2 separate regions of the Homo sapiens genome follow, and region 2 is linked to region 1. Evidence: read pairs that join two places in POLR2A ChIA-PET (ENCODE). Cell type or tissue: PC-9. All regions are shown on one strand. Links, peaks and the distances in the headings refer to the core of each region. The heading gives the core; the rest is flanking DNA. Region 1 overlaps ZNF541 (zinc finger protein 541). Region 2 overlaps BICRA (BRD4 interacting chromatin remodeling complex associated protein).

Region 1 (4,385 bases), core at 207-4,206:
AAACAGAAATGCATGTAAATATGTATTGCATCACACCTACCTCTGCATTAACACATTATAAATATAAGCAGAGGAGTACATCACCCTCTGGGCCCCCAACAGCCCTGCTCTGGACAGTCCTAGTCGATGTGGACTAAATCATAAAGTCTTTCCCCAAAGGCTCACCCTCAGCCTCTGTCTGAGGGAAGCAACAGAGAGGGAATCAGGAGACCTAAGTTCTACCCCCAGCTATTACCAACTTGTGACATGAGCAAATTGGCTCCTTTTCCTGGGGTAGGTGTGGGTGAGAGGATAAGATGAAAGATGGATTAGTCAAAGCCCCTTGTGAAAGGGAGGAGCCCCATAAGAATGCTAAGTACTTTCATCTCCCACTTGCAGGTCTCCTGGTTTGAAAAACATGTGTCTTTCTTTCCCCCACAGGCAAGACAAGCTTATCATTTCCAAGACATTAAGCGGTGGCTCACACCTGTAATCCCAGCACTTTGGGGAGGCCGAGTCACGCAGATCACTTGAGAAATCCTGTCTCTACTAAAAATACAAAAATTAGCCAGGCATGATAGTGCATGCCTGTAGTCCTAGCTACTCAAGATGAGGAGGCAGGAAAATCACTTGAACCCAGGAGGCAGAGGCTTGCAGTGAGCTGAGATCACACCTCTGCACTCCAGCCTGAGTGACAGAGCAAGACTGTCCAAAAAAAAAAAAAAAGGAAATTTTGCTCCTGACACTTTTTAAGTCAAAAGTTAAAAGGAAAAGAATGAGTTTTTTAAAAAAGAAAAAAAAACAAAAAAAAAAATAGAAAAGAAAAACAAAGCTGGGGCCGGGTGCGGTGGCTCACGCTTGTAATCCCAGCACTTTGGGAGGCTGAGGCAGGTGGATCACAAGGTCAGGAGTTTGAGACCAGCCTGGCCAATATGGTGAAACCCCATCTCTACTAAAAATACAAAAATTAGCTGGGCGGGGTGGCATGCGCCTGTAGTCCCAGCTGCTCTGGAGGCTGAGGCAGGAGAATCGCTTGAACCTGGGAGGTGAAGGTTGTAGTGAGCCGAGATCGTGCCACTGCACTCCAGCCTGGGTGACAGAGCAAGACTCCATCTCAAAAAAAAAAAAAAAAAAAGAAAAAAAAAGAAAAACAAGGGTTAATTCTCCATTGCCATGTTCTAGAAGCAGGCGTCTCATCTTTCCTGTCTCGTGCTATCCCAAAACACAGAGAACACAGATCCGTTTTCCTCAGACACCTACCAGAGACTCAGGACATAGCTCTATAAAGTTAGCCCAACTCCTCCCATGACACAATTGACTCAGAAGCCAGCTGTTAGGCGTTTTTAACCCACAAGCAGCCCATCTGCAAACAGAAGCAGGGGCTTCCTCACAGGCGTGAATTTAGGGGCTGGGACAGCAGCGCCCACTCTCTTCCCTGCGCTCTGATGGTGTGAGAAGAACGGAGTGGGCTGGGCACGGTGGCTCACACCTGTAATCCCAGAACTTTGGGAGGCCAAGGCGGGAGGATCACTTGAGGTCAGGAGTTCAAGATCAGCCTGGCCAACATGGTGAAACCCTGTCTCTACTAAAAATAATACAAAAATTAGCTGGGTGTGGTGGCGGGCGCTTGTAATCCTAGCTACTCAGGAGGCTGAGGCAGGAGAATCACTTGAACCCGGGAGGCGGAGGTTGCAGTGAGCCGAGATCATGCCACTACACTCCAGCCCGGATGACAGACAAAAAAAAAAAAAAAGCATGGAGTGGCTGTGGCTGCGGCTGAGCAGAGGTAATACACGTCTGGAAAACCCAACAGAGGACGAGACAGCAGGTTGATCTGGGAGAATAGGAAGAAGACCCAGGAACATGTCCCCACCCCCAGCCCCTGAACAGACGTTTTTCTGACCAGACTCCCACATACAGGTGGTCCTGGCGCTTAAAGGCCTTGCTGCAGATTTTGCAGACGTGCTTCCTTTCCTGGCTGTGTGTCAGGTAGTGCTTGCTCAGAGAACTGGCGCTGCTGAACACCTTCCCGCACAGGCTGCAGTCCAGAAGTGGGTTTTGAGGGGAACTGTGCTGCCGCTTTCCTTTCCTGGCACTCCCCGAGGTGGCCCTTCCTCCTTCGTCAGCCTCTTTAGCCTTAAGCACACCTAGCCCCAGGTCTAAACAGAGGGAGAAAGCACAGGTTATACACAGCCAAGGCAACCAAGCGAAAAGCACGACTAAGGCACTCTACACCTCTTAGAACCATGGTGGCCTTGTAAGTGTTGCGCGAGAACTCTTGCTCCACACAAAGTAAACAAGGTTCAGGAGCAGGTGAGGGGAACAGAAGCCCTGCAGGATGGCACCCGGACTTGGTGCCACGTGTGGAGGGATGACTGCAGACTGAAGCCCTTCCAGAGCAGCATGACCACAATGGGCTGGGCTTTATGACCACACCATCACCTGGTACTCTTGGAACGGCAATTAGAAATATATTATCCAAAACCTTGGAAAAGTAGAAATCCTTGCACACACCCAGCCAATTCTGTTTTTGGGGTTTTCACATAAGGAAATAAATGTAGCTTTGTACAAAGATCTAGCTGCAAGGGAGTAAACTGTCATACTGCTTTTCCTGGTGAAATGTTATAAACAACCTAATATCTGGGTTGGGTGTGGTAGCTCACACCTGTAATCCCAGCACTTTGGGAGGCTGAAGCAGGCGGATCATTTGAGGTCAGGAGTTCAGGACGAGCCTGGCCAACATGGTGAAACCCCGTCTCTACCAAAAATACAAAAATTAGCTGGGCATGGTGGTGTGTGTCTGTAATCCCGGCTATTTGGGAGGCTGAGGCACGAGAACTGCTTGAACCCAGGAGGCGGAAGCTGCAGTAAGCTGAGATAGCACCACTGCACTCTAGCCTGGGCGACAGAGTGGGACTCTGTCAAAGAAAAAGAAAAAGAAAGAAAGAAAGACAGGAAGGAAGGAAGGAGGAAGGAAGGAAGGAAAGAGAGAGAGAAAGAGAGAGAGAGAAAGAGAAAGAAAGGAAGGAAGGAAGGAAAGAAGGAAAGAGAAAGAGAAAGATAAGGAGAGAAGCAAAGAAAGAAAGGAAAGAAAAAGAAAAAGAAAGGAAAAGAAAGAAAGAAAAGAAAGAAAGAATCAGATGGACTAGTAGGATTATTAGCTGGTTTTATTTTCCTCTTTTTGTATAGGTAAATTGTTTATATTTTATGTATCCCTTGGATAAAATGATAAAATATATAGTTATGAATCACATCACCCAAGAAATAGTTAAAGGAACTGGGAATATTCAGTTTGGAGAGGTCAGACGTCTTCAAATATCTGAAGGGCCAGTGTATACAGGAGACAGCAGACTGCTTCTGTCTTGCTCTAAGTACAGTGGTGCGATCACAGCTCATTGCAGTCTCTAAGTCCTGGGCTCAAGTGATCCTCCCACCTCAGCCTACTGAGTAGCTGGGACTACACGGGCCACCACCACTCCCAGCTGATTTTTAAATTGTTATTTGTTGTAGAGCTAGGCTTGGTGAATGAAAATTAAAGGGAAGCTGACCTCACACCACTGGAAACATAGGGTTTGGCCTTGCTCACTGCTGTGTTCTCAGATGCGAGAGTTCCCATTCTGGCACTCACAGGCACTCAATAACTGTATGTTAGATGAAGGAATAATAAAAGATTTTTCTACTTTTTAGATTGACCTGAAAGGTGGATTAGACTGTCTTTTTTTTTTTAATTTTTTTTTTTTTTGAGACTGAGTCTTACTCTGTTGCCCAGGCTAGAGGGCAGTGGCGCAATCTCGGCTCACTGCAACCTCTGCCTCCCAGGTTCAAGCCTCAGCCTCTGCAGTAGCTGGGACTACAGGTACCTGCCACCATGTCCAACTAACTTTTGTATTTTTAGTAGAGATGGGGTTTCACCATGTTGGCCAGGCTGGTCTCGAACTTCTGGCCTCAGGTGATCCACCCACCTCAGCCTCCCAAAGTGCTGGGATTACAGGTGTGAGCCACCGCGCCCAGCCTGCCTTTTTAACTTCTTATTTCTTATTATTTTCTTGATAGAGATGGGGTCTCACTATGTTGTCCAGGCTAGAGTGCAGGGGTTATTCACAGACGCAATCATAGCTCACCGCAGCCTTGAACTCCTGGGCGTGAGCAGTCCTTCTGACTCAGCCTCCCAAGCAGGTGAGACTACACGTGCACACCACCATGCCCAGCTAATTTTTATTTTTATTTCTTGAGACAGGGTCTTATTCTGTCACCCAGGCTACAGTACAGTGGTGCGATCACAGCTCATTGCAGTCTCTAAGTCCTGGTCTCAAGTGATCCTCCCACCTCAGCCTATTGAGTAGCACGGGCCACCACCACCCCAGCTGATTTTTAAATTGTTATTTGTTGTAGAGATGGGGTCTCAC
Region 2 (4,385 bases), core at 198-4,197, 110 kb after region 1:
TGGTCTACAAACCCGTGCGCACGTCTTGGGGAACGTTTGTTTTCCCCTTTGCTTCCCTTAGCTGCATTTTTTTCCCCTGAATTCGAAGCCTGCTTCGTTGCCTGATGACGTGTGAGTCCCTGTGTCCGGTGAACATAATCATTTCTTTTGTATTTCCGCCACCCACCCCGAATGCCTGTACTTTACCCTCTCCCAGGGTTTTTCCTGTTTCTCATAAGCCAGCATTGAGAAAAATCCAAACCCTTTTGAGATACCTGGTTTTCTTGGCAAGACTGCAGCTTTATAGCTGTATTTAGAACAGCGTCGAATGGTGAAAAGGGAAAAGAGAAGATGCATAAAACATTTCTAGTTTGTAACTACCTGTATAAAATAGGCTTTTAAGAGCCAGACATCAGTCGCTTTATGAGCAATCTAAGCTTTATGGGGCCCACTTTATTTGGTTAAACTAATTCAATGATTTTAGAGATCTAAAGGTCACTAAAAATAAAGATGGTGTAGATTTTAATTGCTCTTCAAATTGCTCTTTCTCTGTCTTTCCCAACAGGGGTGGAGGTGGGTGAAGAATCAACATTTTTTTCCCTGTTTTCCTTTTCTAGCTTTAAAATAGACACATCATGCAAGCGGCTACATATCCAGGGCCCAGCCAGCTCTTACGGGGCTTTTTCATGCAATTGAAAATGGTGCTTTGTCCGAGAGGGCATGACTCTGTGGTGTGTCCTTTGTATGAATTGGGAAAGGGGACTCCTTTCTCCATGTGGATGCCACCCTTCTCTGGGGCTCATAGGTGTGAGCAGAACCTGGACTGGATTTGATGCCCCACTTGCCCCTTTGTCTGGATTCCTTTGTGCAGTGAACAACCTGTGCAGCTGTACATGGTGGTGCATACACACACACACACACACACACACACACACACACACACACACACACACGTTCTCTTCTCTTCTCTCTTTCTTTTTCTTTTTTGAGACAGGGTCTCCCTCTGTCACCCAGGCTGTGGTGCAGTGGCATGATCTTGGCTCACCACAGCCTTAGCCTCCCAGGCTCAAGCAATCCTCACACCTCAGCTTCCCAAGTAGCTGGGACCACAGGTGCACACTAGCATACCTGGCTAATTTGTAAAATTTTTTGTAGAGATGGGGTCTCACTGTGTTGCCCAGGCTACATATATATCTTCTATACTCTGTACGTATTGTATGCGTCTCTGTCTTAGAAACTTACATGTACATTAGTTTCCCATTGTCGCTGTAACAAATACCACAGATGCAGGATCTTAAAACAGAAAACTATTCTCGTATAGTTCCAGAGGCCCTAAGTCCAAAATGAGGGTGTTAGCAGGGCCACTGGGGTTGTCAGAGCTGTGCTCCCTCAGGAGGCTCTAGGGAAGAGCCTAGAGCCTTCTTCGCCTGGTCCAGCCCCCGGAGCTCTAGGTGGTCCTTGGCTCGTAGCCACGTGACATTAAGCTTTGCCTCCTTCTTCACATGGCCTTCTGTTCTTCTGTGACTTCTCCTTTGCTGTTAAGAGGACATTTATCATAGGATTTTGAGCCTACCCAGATAATCCAGGACAGTCTCATCTCAACATTGTTAATCTAATTATGTCTACAAAGACCCTTTTTTCCAAATAAGGATGGCCACATCCACAGGTTCTGGGATGTTTACATATTTTTTGTGGTGGGAGCCACCATTCAACTCACTACAAAGGCCTTGGAAATACATCCTAAGAGCTTAACTTCTAGGCGTCATAGCATGTTAAGTCCACGTACCAGGTGAACACATCACCTCATTTGTCTGTCTGACCAAGGTTCACGGGAATGACTCATTCGAGGCATTTCAGGACAACTAAAGGGATAGAGGACCTGGCCGGGTGAGTGGCAGAGGTGGGGAACCTGTTGTAGTACACCCCTGCTGTGGGGGGTGGAGGGAGAGATGGCCAGGCTGGCATCATCATGTAGTTCCCACGGGCTTAGGAGTCTCAGCTGGGTTCAAATCCTGGCTCTTGGGTGACCTTGGGCAAGTACCCAACCCTTTTTGGCCTCAGTCTCCTCATTTGTGTAATGGGCATGAGGATAATGGCATCTGCCTTATAGTGTTGCTGTGAGAATGAAATGATAAGATGAAGCACTTTGCCGGGCGTGGTGGCTCACGCCTCTAATCCCAGCACTTTGGGAGGCTGACGCGGGCAGATCACGAGGTCAAGAGATTGAGACTATCCTGGCTAACACAGTGAAACCCCGTCTCTACTAAAAATACAAAAACAAAAAATTAGCTGGGCGTGGTTGTGGCGCCTGTAGTGCCAGCTACTCAGGAGGCTGAGGCTGGAGAATGGCGTGAACCCGGGAGGCAGAGGTTGCAGTGAGCTGAAATCACGCCACTGCACACCAGCCTGGGTGACTGAGCGAGACTCCGTCTCAAAAAAAAAAAAAAAAGACGAAGTACTTAGTAAGCATTCAGCAACCTTGGCTGGGGTGACGAAGATGATGAAGTCAGAGGTGGCCGTAGCCAAGGGCTCATGGGACAGAATCTGACCCATCAAATGCCCAGACTCCCAAACACCAGGGCTCATAGCCACGTGGCCCAGGCAGAGGTTGGACTCGTAGTTGGGGCAGGTCCAGTCGGTGGCCAGCGAGGAAGGGGGTTCGCGGGGAGGAGCAGAGGCCAGAGGGAGCCGGGCCGGGGAGGAGGGCTTTCTATGGTCGTTTACACATGGCATCTCGGTGTCCAGTGTGGGGCAGGCATATAGGAGGAGCTGAGGCTGCTTGGGCAGCATTTATTTACCAATCGGTAGGTCAGCTTTTGAGTATTTTAATGGCAGGAGCAGCCAGATGTCAATAAGCCAAATGTGAACCCAGGCTTGGTGATGAGAAAATACATTTACTACATTTGGGCCAGAATAGTGGTCATGGACAGGAGGGCACTGACTGGAGAGATATGGGAGGTGGGATGGATAAAACTTGGATGAGTCAGATGTGGGGTCAAACTTGGTTCCTAAGTCCCCAGAGAGAGCTGTATCAGTGAGCTGTCACTACATAACACACAGCCCTGGCTGGGCACAGTGGCTCATGTCTGTAATCCCAGCACTTTGGGAGGTCAAGATGGGAGGATCGCTTGAGCCCAGGCATTTGAGACCTGCCTGGGCAACATAGTGGGACCCCGTCTCTGCAAAGAATTAACCAGGTGTGGTGGCGTGCGCCTATAGTCCCAGCTCTTCAGGAAACTAAGGTGGGAGGATCCCTGGAGCCCAGGAAGTCAAGGCTGCAGTGAGCTGTGATTACACCACTGCAGTCCATCCTGGCCAACAGAGCGAGACCCTGTCTCAGAAAATCAAAATAATAATAAACAGAAAAAAGAAAACCATGATCCCAACGGTTAGAATTTGGACTGGGCGTAGCTAGGTGCTTCTGGCCTGGGCTGGGTGTCTGTAGTCAGCTGTTGGACAGCTGGTGACTGCGTCTAGGGCTTGGCTGGCTGTTAGCTGGGGTGATGGGGTGATGGGCACGTGGCTCTCATCCTCTTGCAGGCCAGCCTGGGCTTCTTCACCTGGCAGCTGGGCAAAGACTGGAAGTGTGCCAGGCTCAGAATCACACACCATCGGCCAGGCTCCTTGGCTCATGCCTGTAATCCCAGCACTTTGGGAGGCCGAGGCGGGCAGATCACGAGGTCAGTTCAAGACCAGCCTGACCAACATGGTGAAACCCCGTCTCTACTAAAAATACAAAAATTAGCCGGGTGTGGTGGCACGCACCTGTAATCCCAGCTACTCAGGAGGCTGAGGCAGGAGAATCGCTTGAACCCGGGAGGTGGAGGTTGCAGTGAGCCGAGATCATGCCACTGCACTCCAGCCTGGGCAACAAGAGCAAGACTCCATCTCAAAAAAAGAATCACACACCATCACTTTCACCACATTCTGTTGGCCAAAGCAAGTCAAGAAGCCAGCCCAGGGTCAAGGGCTGAAGTCATAGACCCCACTTCTTAATAGGAGGAGCTGCAAAGAGTGTGGGACGAGGGAGGAGAATTTCTGGCCACTTTGCAATCAACCACAGTGGCCTTTGTTTCAGATCCCCTTTCCACCAGCCCTCTCACATTTTGTTTGACCTCTCTTCTTAATCAGTGACCCACAAAGAACAGCCCTTGACCCATGTGAGAGGCCTTGCCATGGGTTGCAAAGAAAATCCAGAAATGGGAGCTCTTTTTGCGTCAGGTTGTATTTGTCTGCAAATAATGGGAAACCACATAGTGGCTTAAACCATAAGGATTAACAAGTTTGGAGGCGGGCAGCCCATGAAGAGTTATGAAGAGTACAGTCAGGCCGGCGCGATGGCTCACGCCTGAAATCCCAGCACTTTGGGAGGCTGAGGCGGGTGGATCACTAGAGGTCAGGAGTTC

The links. Peaks named below come from ENCODE experiments on the same cell type or tissue, not always from the same donor. Only the 100,000 strongest peaks of a DNase experiment are listed, where the experiment ranks them.
Region 2: POLR2A ChIA-PET joins it to region 1 with 5 read pairs; 4 of 35 experiments call an interaction of 5 or more read pairs at or near these places.

The regions. Positions count from the first base shown.
Region 1 is chr19:47,547,348-47,551,732 of GRCh38, forward strand. It overlaps ZNF541 (zinc finger protein 541), which reads right to left. Exons shown (of 17, transcript NM_001277075.3): 4 at 1,898-2,138. Among named protein-coding and RNA genes, the nearest start is that of ZNF541, 24 kb to the right of the region's middle. In PC-9, for the core only: no CTCF peak of the experiment used is centred there; a DNase peak (open chromatin) is centred at 2,294.
Region 2 is chr19:47,658,802-47,663,186 of GRCh38, forward strand. All of the region lies in intron 1 of BICRA (BRD4 interacting chromatin remodeling complex associated protein), which reads left to right. Among named protein-coding and RNA genes, the nearest start is that of BICRA, 52 kb to the left of the region's middle. RefSeq lists enhancers at 2,051-2,552, 2,553-3,052. In PC-9, for the core only: no CTCF peak of the experiment used is centred there; a DNase peak (open chromatin) is centred at 1,810; H3K4me3 peaks cover 366 bases; H3K27ac peaks cover 3,737 bases.